2 separate regions of the Homo sapiens genome follow, and region 2 is linked to region 1. Evidence: read pairs that join two places in POLR2A ChIA-PET (ENCODE). Cell type or tissue: K562. All regions are shown on one strand. Each heading gives the region's core, and the rest is flanking DNA. Links, peaks and the distances in the headings are about the cores only. Region 1 has its middle 5.0 kb from the start of DBT. Region 2 overlaps CDC14A (cell division cycle 14A).

Region 1 (5,387 bases), core at 98-5,097:
ACCATAATAAAGCTGTTAAAACTGTGTTATATGAGACAATAATGAACATATGAATAAAAACAAATACATAAGTCTGGACGTGGTGGCTCATGCCTGTAATCCCAGCACATTGGGAGGCGAAGGCGGGTAGATCACGAGGTCAGCAGTTCGAGACCAGCCTGGCCAACATAGTGAAACCCCATCTCTACTAAAAATACAAAAATTAGCCAGGCATGGTGGCATGCGCCTGTAGTCCCAGATACTCGGGAGGCTGAGGCAGGAGAATTGCTTAAATCTGGGAGGCGAAGGTTGTGGTGAGCCAAGATTGTGCCATTGCACTCCAGCCTGGGCAATAGAGCAAGATTCCATCTCAAAACAATACAAAACAAATACATATGTCACATGATAATATAACAAAAACCCTTGAACCTATCACTCAACTTTAAGAAATAGAACCTATGGAAAAACACATTATGTAGGTTGTCTAAAAATAAAATACATTTTAAACTAAAAAAAAAAGAAATAGAATCTTTCCCGTTAGTGAAGATCACTGTCTGCTCCTTCCTTTACCTCTCCCCTTCATAAGCGTTATCTTGAATTGTGTTTTTCATTCCTTTGTTTATTTTAGAATTGACCACATATACATATATGGATGGATGCCTAGTAACATATTATTTACTTTTGCTTGTTTTTGAGTCTCATAAAAATGGTATTAAACTGTATGTATCTTTCTGCAACTAGTTTTTCTGACATGATTTATTTATCCATTCTCTACTGAGTGGATATTTGTGCTATTTCTAGTTATTTGCTATTACCGTCAGTGCTGTTATGAACATTCTTGATCATTTCTCCTGGTGCATGTTCTAGGGTTTCTTTAGCACAGCGCTTCTCAGACATTAATGAGCATTCATAGCAACCGGGGATCTTGTTAACAAGCAGATTCTAATTCAGTAAATGTGGGTAAACCTGCCATTCTGCATTTCTAACAAGCTCCAGGTGATACAAATGCTATTGGTTAGCCAACTACACTTTGATTAGTAGGCTTAGGATAAATACCTAAAAGTTGAATTGTTGAAACAGGGGTTATGTTTATCTTCAAGTTTACTCTAGATAATACGAGATTGTTTTCCAATGTGATTGTACAAACTACATGCCTAGCTGCTGTATGTTTATTGTTTCTCATTTGATATTGTCAGATTTAAAATTTTCCCCCAATTTAGTAATTATAAAATGATGTTATAATCTTAATTTGAATTTCCCTGATTATTAATAAAGTTGAGCATGTTTCTACATGTTTATTAGCCATTCTTAGAGTGCTTGCTCAATTGTTGATATTTCTAAGATGGTTGTCTATGTTACTTTCTATAAATGTGGGACAAAGTAAGATGAAACAATTTATCCTTAAGAAAATGACTGTGGGACAGGTACGGCGGCTCTGTAATCCCAGCACTTTGGAAGGCCAAGGCGGGAGGATCGCGTGAGCTCAGGAGTTTGTGACCAGCTTGGGCAACATGGCAAAACCCCATCTCTACAAAAAATTAGCTGGGGGTAGTGGCGTGTGCCTGTAGTCCTACAGACTGAGGCGAGAGGATCACTTGAGCTCTGGAGCTCGAGGCTGCAGTAAGTTGTGATTGCATCACTGCACTCCAGCCTAGACAACAGGGCAAGACCCTGCCTAAAAGAAAAAAAAAATAGAACATGACTGTGGCTTCGTTAAATTGACACTCTGCTCTATTCAATGGAATTCTCAGAAAGAGTGACGTTTACCAAAATGCAAGATGCTAATTAATGAAGGTCTTAAATTACTTGTTTGGCTCCTTGGTGTGCCTGACTGGTGTAGAAAAATCTGAGGATGACCTTCTGAATTCTGCTCTGAATTCTAAGTGGTCAGGAGATAAATGTAGCCTAGAGTCAGCCCCTGCATTGACCATTACCCCAAAATATACCAACACATGCTTGCCAGAGCTACTGTAGTTTAACTATTTATGAATTTTGAGGACTTTTAATAGCCTAAGTATTTAAATATCATTACTTATTTAGAAACTGTTCCAATATATGCTTAGTCAACTATGTTAATATAGAGTTGTATGTATTGTATATAATACAGATATATATTTTGTTTAATATGGATAGTTTGTAGTGATTCATTAAGAGTTTGAATTATATATAGATCTGCCTCTTTTTTGCCTATCATGGGCAAGTTTCAATTTTCTTGTGTACAAGATGAGATTGACATTGATAATACCTTCCCTACCATCTTCAATATACCTTCAGGGATATTTTGAAGATCAAAGGAATTCTAGTATCTTGATACTACTTTATATGATGAAAGAGTCTATATAAATGTAGTATTAATATATTGGATGACTTATCAAGAAGACAAATAACAAATGTTGGCAAGGGTATAGGGAAAATGAAACCCTTGTAAACTGTTGGTGGCAATATTTGTAAATTGGTACAGTTTCATGGCTGAACAATACTTCGTTGTATGGATATACTTTATTTTTGTGAAAATAGAAGTTCCTCAAGAAATTAAAAGTAGAACTACCATATGATTCAGCAATTTCTCTGTGAGCATAAACCCAAGGGAAATGAAATCAATATCTTGTAAAGATATCTGTAGCATTATTCACAATAGCTAAGATATGCAAACAACCCGTGTCTATTGATGAATACATCAACAAAAAAAGTGTTGTTTATGTAAAAACAAAAAAAATTTAAAATAAAATAAAATGCCTATCCATGCTTTTTGCCCATTTTCCCTCTATAGTGTATCTTTTTCTAGTTGATTACTTTAGGAGTTCCTTATATATTCTGGATTCTTCTAATCCTTTTAATTTACATGTGTTGCTAATACTTTCTTCCAGTTTGTGACATGTCTTTGCTTGCTTTTTTGAAGGAGTCCTTTGATGCACAGAGTTCTTAATTTTAGTGTAGTTAAAACATATTAATCTTTTCTTTTTTTGAGGCAAGGCTTCACTTTGTCACCTAGACTGGAATGCAGAGTCGCAATTACAGCTCACTGCAGCCTTGAACTCGTGGGCTCCAACAGTCCTCTCACCTCTGCCTTCCTAGTAGCTGAGACTACAGGTGCACACCACTACATGCAGCTAAGTTTTTTTTTTAATCGTTTTGTAGAGACGCGGTCTCACCATGTTGCCCAGGCTGGTCTCAAACTTGAGGGCTCAAGCGATCCTCTCACCTTGGCCTCCCAAAATCCTGGAATTTCAGGCTTGAGCCACCGTTCACAGGCCAACAGTATTTATCTTTTGTTTATAATTAGTGATTTTTGTGTCTTGAGAAGTACATCCCACCTGGCGCAGTAGCTGATGCCTGTAATCCCAACACTCTGGGAGGCCGAAGCAGGGGGATTGCTTGAGCCCAGGAGTTCAAGACCAGCCTGGGCAGCATGGCAAGACCCCATCTCTACAAAAAGTACAAAAATTAGCTAGGTGTGGTGGCACATGACTGTAGTCTCAGCTGCTCTGGAGGCTGAGGTGGGAGGATCGCTTGAGCTTGGGTGGTTGAAGCTACACTGAGCCATGATTGCGCTACTGCACTCCAGCCTATGTGACAGAGCAAGACCTTGTCTCCAAAAATAAAAAAAGAAAAAAGAAATACTTTACAATCCAAAGGTCCTAAAGGTAGTCTGCTATATTTCCTTCACATGTCTTGTCTTTTGCAATTTTAAAAATTGAGATAGCAATCACATACGTTAAATTCACCCTTTTAAAGTGTAAAATTTAGTGATTTTTGGTATATTCAAAGTTCTGCAACTATTACCACTAATTCCAGAACATTTACATCACCCCTTGCCAAAATAACCCTCACACCCATTAGCAATCACTCCGCATTCTGAATGTACCCCCACAGCCCTTGACAACCACTAATCTAAACTATCTCCATAAATCTGTCTATTATAGACATTCATATACCTGGAATGATACAATATGTGGTCTCTTGTGACTGGCTTCTTCAGTTAGCTTCTTTCACTTATGTTCTCAAGGTTCATCTATATTACAGCGTGTATGGTATCAGTACTTCATTCTTTTTCATGGCTGAACAATACTTCATTGTATGGATATACTTTACGTTTTGTTTATATACACATCAGTTGATAGACATTGTTAAAATAAAAATAAAAATGGGCGAGGTGTGGTGGCTCACACCTGTAATCTCAGCAGTTTGGGAGGCTGAGGCAGGAGAATCACTTGATCCCAGGAGTTGGAGACCAGCCTGAGCAACATGGCGAAACCCTGTCTCTACCAAAAATTTAAAAATTAGCAAGGCATGGTGGCATGTGCCTGTAGTCCCAGCTACTCGGGAGGCAGAGGTGGGAGGATTGCGTGAGCCCCAGGAGGTCAAGGTTGCAGTGAGCCGTGATCACATCACTGCACTCCAGCCTGGGTAACACAGTGAGACCCTGTCTCAATAAATAAATAAAAATAGAGCCACAGTTTAGATTTCTCAAGGCCAAACTGCCCATAGCAATGTAACTAAGACTTAATCCATCCTGATTTCCCCTAACCCTAAAGATAAACAAAACATAAAAGTAAGCTTTTTGTCTTTATCAATATGATTTCATGAAATTAAACGAATCAGCTATTGATAAATCAGCTTAAATAGCTCAACATGTCTTTAAAAAAATGACAGCCAGTCATGAAAAAAGTTACAATGTTGCTTCCTGTATGCTCTATAAACTGCTGTAATTGCTATAAAATGAGACCTGGCTGGGCTAGGTGGTTCATGCTTGTAATCTCAGCAATTTTGGAGGCCAAAACAAGAATATTACTTGAGGCCAGGAGTTCAAGACTAGCCTGGGCCACATAGCAAGACCCTGTTTCTATTTATATAAATTAAAAAACATAATTTTTTTAAATTGAGACTTCATGCTGTTTTCCAATTTGAGGTCTTTCCAGTTTGCAAACTGTTTCGTATGCACAATGAACTCTTAAAGTTATAACTTGATTTAATTTTGACATTTGTGTTGTTTCCACTTTTTGGATCATGAATAATGCTGCCATGAACATTCATGTACAAGCTTGAGTGTGGACATGTTTTCATTTCTCTTCTGTGAATATCTAGGAGTAGAATTGCTATTTATAGGTTACATGGTAATACTATGTTTAACTTTTTGAGGAACTGCCAGAATATTTTCAAAAGGGGCTCCAACAACATTACATTTGTACTAGCGCAGCGTATGAAGTTTCTGGTTTCTTCACATCCTTACCAACAGTGGTTACTGCCTGTCTTTTTGTACAGCCATCCTAGTGGGTGAGAAGTAGTATTTCATGGTGGTTTTGATTTGCATTCCCTTAATAATTAATGACACCGAGCAACTTTTCATGTGCTTATTGGCCATTTGTATATCTTTGCAGAAATGCCTATTCAAATCCTTTGCTTGTGTC
Region 2 (5,387 bases), core at 294-5,293, 110 kb after region 1:
AGAGAGAGCTCCAAGTGGGCTGCAGGAGATCCCAGTGGGGAGCTGTCAGCCTTCCAAGTTCTTTCTGTGCCAGGTCACCACAGGGCGGCTTCATTATTTTGTTTGAAGTAGATTCCTAAGACATCAGATGTTCTCATTTGTAAGTTCATAAACACATTCCCAAGCCAGAAGTAAATGACTTTTACTTAGCCACAGCTCAATACCCCTTTGTGCTTAAAAAAAAAAAAACAACAAAAAACAAAAAACAAAAAAACTAAAAACTAAAACACAAGCCTCACAAAACTCTTGACACATTTTTATGGGAAGTGAAAAGCATAACTTAAAACTTTCATAAGTGGTTGAAAATTGCTATACAAGAAACTTAGTATTTAGATGGGATAGATTTTGATGCAGAACACTGTACTAATGCTTTGGAGATATGTATTTGTAAAGAAGGAAGTAGAAACACATGCAGTACAGGATAATACATGACCAAAGCTGCAAATGTATGTGTTAGGAGTTCAAGAAAGGAAGAGATTATTGCTACCCAGGGTGATAAGCACTGAGCTAGTTTTTGAAGGGTGTATAATAGCAAAGAGTACATTTTATGATCTCTGTGAGGACCAGTACTACCTGTTTTTGCTCACCATTATGTCCCAACACCTAGCACTGTGCCTGGCATAGATATGGGGCTCAAGAAATTTTAGTTGAATGAATGAATGAGTGAGTAAGTGAATGAGGAAGAAAGGAAAGAAAAAGATTTCAGGCAGAGTCCTGAGAAAAGGCACAAGAGGTGTTTGGGAATAGCAAGATTCTGTTAGAGGAGGTGTAATAATATTTGAATGGAGAGGAGTCACAGGTCACAGCAGCAGTCACTTAGTTGGGGACTGGATTGTGGAAAACTGTTTGGATGTCAGTAAATTGTGCTTGCTTGTAAATGGCAGAGAGTGACCAGGGCTCTACTTTAGGACGAGTGCTGCCATCGCTCGAAGGTGGGGTCAGTTAGGCTATGGAAGAATTGGATTAGGGTTGCAGCAGTGGGGAAAGAAAGGCCAGATGGGGAGAGGCTGGAAAGAATTGGTTGACTGGATTTGGGACTGAGCAGATGCGGGTAGGGAGGAGGAAGCAAAGGTGAATTCAAAGTTTCTGGCTTGGGTGACTGGGAGAGAGGGACACCTTTAAGTAGGTGAGGTACGTAAATCAGAAGGAAACTGCCTTTTTGCTATTCTGTTTTGTTTTGAGGATTGGAGATAGGAAGTAAAAAGGGGGTCATTATAATGGAGTCTTTGTCTTTTGTGATCTTTAAGCGGAAAATAGACCGTGTCTGTCCTGGATATTTAAAATGTGGGGAGGTAAGTGGCACAACTGATCTCAAGTTCCTTTCTGGCTTTGTGATTTGAGCTGAATTTTTTATACTGAATTGTGAAATTCATTGTGTCTTAGAAATATTTTTTTTAATTTTTCAAAGAATATTGCTTTTCTACAATGAAGAAATTCAAACCTACAGTGCTATAAATTTTTAATTGGCATAATTTTGTATATGCAGTTTTAAATGCTGATTTTTTTAATCATACATGAGCATTGTAAACCAATGCCATTTTTCAAAATCACCATAAATGTCTCTATATTAATAATATTTCGGGGAAAGGATATACCATACTGTATTGAACATTTTTCTCTCTTTGGTCATTTTGGTTGTTTCCTATGTCTTGTCATTTTAAGTTGTTCCAATTCACATTACTGAAGCAAAGTAGAGCTGTGAATAATTCTTTTTAAAGCTTTAGTTTCAATTTACTTAAAAAATATATTGGTTTGTTTTAATCAACGAAATACTTCCAGGAGCACCAAAGAATTTTATGTGGATTGAGAGTCATCAAAAATATTGCTCTATTTATTAAAAATATGTAACATCCCCAGTTCTTGACAACTTGAAAATGAAGCAGCATTGTTGCCTGGGGTAAATACCCGGGGTTCTTCATCTCATCGAAGATTAACAATAGGTACACGTGAGTGGGTTAAGGAGCAGAGACTTTAATAGGCAGAAGAAAGGACAGAGGAGAGAGTAGCTCTCCCTCTCTTGTGAGACAGAGGAGTCCAAAGGGAAAAGCGGGCCTGCAGCTGACCGCAACAGGTTTTATAGTCTGGCTTGAGGAAGCGGTGTCTGATTTACATAGGGCCCGCAGATTGGTTCAACCAGGTGTGACGTTTACGTAGTGGGTGGGGAAGGCTGATCACCCCACCCTAATCTTATTATGCAAATGGACTTTCCACTCGGCCAGTGCCGTCTTGTCTGCTCCTCACTGTACATGTGGCTGGCAAAAAGAGAAGATGGAGCTGCCATTTTGAACATGCCTAGTCCCAGGTAGTAGTATTCCTACTGGCACAACTGCCGACATTCACCTGTGCAAGTTTCCAGCTTGCTTGTTTACGTGTGCAGCTCTCTTTTACAGGCTGCTGTTTGTTAAAAGAGAAAATGATTTTAGGGCTGCTTTTCATTAAAAGGAAACCCTTACCGAGGGCTCCCGAACCCTCAGTACCTGCCTAAGTAATTTCTTTTTAACTCGTATATCAAAAACATCTGGTAAATGATCACAATTATTTGTTGTTGACAGTGAATTCCTTTATAAGAAATAATTTGTGTAAACTATAAATTTGAATAAGATATTTCCTTTATTGTTAATTTAATTTTTTGGTCTTAAATATTTTCACATCCTAGTGACAAATTGAAGAATTTGCCAGTTTAGACTTCTCTTTTTTTTTTTTTATAAAATTTAATTTTCTTTTGAGAACTGGAAAAGGTAGTTTATTTCAAATTTGGTCCCCATGATTGATGTACTTTAGTAATGCATTTATTCAGTTTTGTGTATCTGGATATGTGGCATTTCAGTGAGACAGCTTCTACAGAGAATTGGAAAATTACATTCTGAAATATCAAAGTTTTATAATTTGAATAATTTACGGAAACCTTTCTAAAATGAATATACATTTCTGCCTTCTTAAAGAATTTACTGGCCAGGCATAGTGGCTCACGCTTCTAATTCCACGCTTTGGGAGGCCAAGGTGGGCAGATTGCTCGAGCAACATGCTGAAACCCTGTCTCTACAAAAAATACAAAAATTAGCCAGGCATGTTCCACATGGCTGTAGTCCTAGCTACTCTGGAGGCTGAGGTGGGAGGATCACTTGAGCTTAGGAGGTCGAGGCTTCAGTGAACCATGAGCATGCCACAGCACTCAGCCTAGGTGGCAGATCAAGACCCTGTCACAAAAAAAAAATTTATTGATCACAATTTACTTTTTTTCTGTCATACACAGACTTCATCATTATGGATGATCATCTTTTTTTTTTTTAATTTTTTATTTTTGAGATGGAGTCTCGCTCTGTTGCCAGGCTGGAGTGCAGTGGCCCGATGTCGGCTCACTGCAACCTCTGCCTCCCAGGTTCAAGCGATTCTCTTGCCTCAGACTCCCAAGTAGCTGGGACTACAGGTGCATGCCACCACACCCAGCTAATTTTTGTATTTTTTTTTTTAATAGAGACAGGGTTTCACCATGTTGGCCAGGATGGTCTCAATCTCTTGACCTCGTGATCCGCCCGCCTCGGCCTCCCAAAGTGCTGGGATTACAGGCGGAGCCGTTGCCCCCGGCCCTGTGATCCTCACCACAAATTTTAGAGTAATTATTTTCCTTTTGAGAGCCTCAGCCACTTTATGAAATCTGAGGGTTAGCCTTTTATGTATGGGGGAATCGCTCATCATTCTGTTTTCTAACAAAGCTTTGCATATACTGTCTGTATAGCTCTCCTGCCTTCAGTACTAGCCATTGAATAATGGAGTTAATTTACACTGCTTGAGAATATTTCTGTGGGAGTGAATTTTAATTTTCCCAGTGCATTCCTGAAGAAGTCTCCTTTTGTTTTCGTTAATCTGAGTCTCTAAGGGAGTTTTTATTAACTGACCTTCTCTAACGAGGGATGTTAGAATTACAGACCCTGATACTGGAAGGTTTCTTGATACCATCTGGTCTGTTGTTTGGCTTTAAGGCAAAGTGAAAGCACTCACTTATTTTACAGAAACAGCAGCTGACACCTGACCTGACCAGTATTTACCTCGGGTTAAGAAGGTAATAAGTGGAGAATGGTTCCTCACCCTCTGGTGTTGTAAACCTGAACTTTCTTAGAAATCTAGACAATGCATCAAGGGACAGGATTGATAGTTGATATTGGGGTTCTCTCCTTCCTTTATGATCTCAACAAATGTCAGACTTTTTGCAGACAAGTAAGTAATAAAGATGATAAGTTTCCTAATACATGTAGCTGCTTTGTAGTCTGTGGGTTTGCTTTCTGGCTGTGCAGAAAACAGTGAATTTCATGGAAAAAGTTGTGTTCTTTTCCTTCCTCAAAGAGGAGACACTCTGAGGGAAATGTTTTCTGTACCCAGACCCAATGCACTGAGAGGACAGACAGAACAGAGAACATCAAATAGGGCAAGTAGACCTTGAGAAACATTTGAACAGTTGAATGGGTTTGTCCAATAAGGATAACTAGAGTCATAGACTCTGTAGAGTCTATATAGCGGCTAGAACTGTGATATATGATATTACATAAGAGCTGGAAAGAACTTTAGGAGCCATCTAATTCAGTGGCTTCATTTGATAGATGAGGACGTGGAGTCCCAGAGAGGCTACGACACCAGATTAGGGACACTGAGTGACCAAATTGGGACTGGAACCTTTTGGCACCCAGTGATCTTTAGTTCTGCATCAGACTGCTGTGTGTGTGGGAAGCTTGTTAGATGTGCAGCAACTCTTCCCCAAGAAGTTGGCATCAGTGTGACTGTGGGTGGTTATGCTAAAGGGCTTGAGCAAAAACTCAGACTAGTGCCCTCATCTGAGGTTGGTATTTGTTATGCAGTTAGGACCTTTTTAAAATGTGATCATTATGAGTTCAGCCATAATAATCACGTCTCATACAGAAACTTTATCATCTGACTGGAGGGGTGCGGATAGTATTCTAGTGATAGGGAAACTGTTAGGTAATGTGTGGCCCAGAGGCATTGCTGATCAATTTCAACAAAATTTTACACACACACACACACACACACACACACACACACACGGTCTCATTGTGTTTTGGAGGATACTGCTATTTTAGCATTTATCACATTGTAATAATGTCTTTACCTGTCTTCTCAGTAGATAGTGAGCTCCTTGTGGGTAGGGACTGGTGACCAATAGGCTTTTAGTAACTATTTGAGTGAGCAAGTGAATGAAGAGACAAAAAACGTCAGCAGTGCTGGTAAAACATTGAAAGGTTGGCATGCCTTATAACGATCTTATAGAATTTATTCATCCTGTTTTTAAAGCAGTTAATTTTTTTTGTATTGCAAGTACTCTGTGATGAATATGCTAA

The links. ChIA-PET counts read pairs that join two places held together with the same protein. Peaks named below come from ENCODE experiments on the same cell type or tissue, not always from the same donor. Only the 100,000 strongest peaks of a DNase experiment are listed, where the experiment ranks them.
Region 2: POLR2A ChIA-PET joins it to region 1 with 5 read pairs; 26 of 35 experiments call an interaction of 5 or more read pairs at or near these places.

Annotation. Positions count from the first base shown.
Region 1 is chr1:100,252,168-100,257,554 of GRCh38, forward strand. No RefSeq gene overlaps it. Among named protein-coding and RNA genes, the nearest start is that of DBT, 5.0 kb to the left of the region's middle. In K562, for the core only: no CTCF peak of the experiment used is centred there; no DNase peak of the experiment used is centred there.
Region 2 is chr1:100,360,885-100,366,271 of GRCh38, forward strand. The region is part of intron 2 of CDC14A (cell division cycle 14A); the gene reads left to right. Among named protein-coding and RNA genes, the nearest start is that of CDC14A, 11 kb to the left of the region's middle. In K562, for the core only: no CTCF peak of the experiment used is centred there; a DNase peak (open chromatin) is centred at 2,187; H3K4me3 peaks cover 2,741 bases.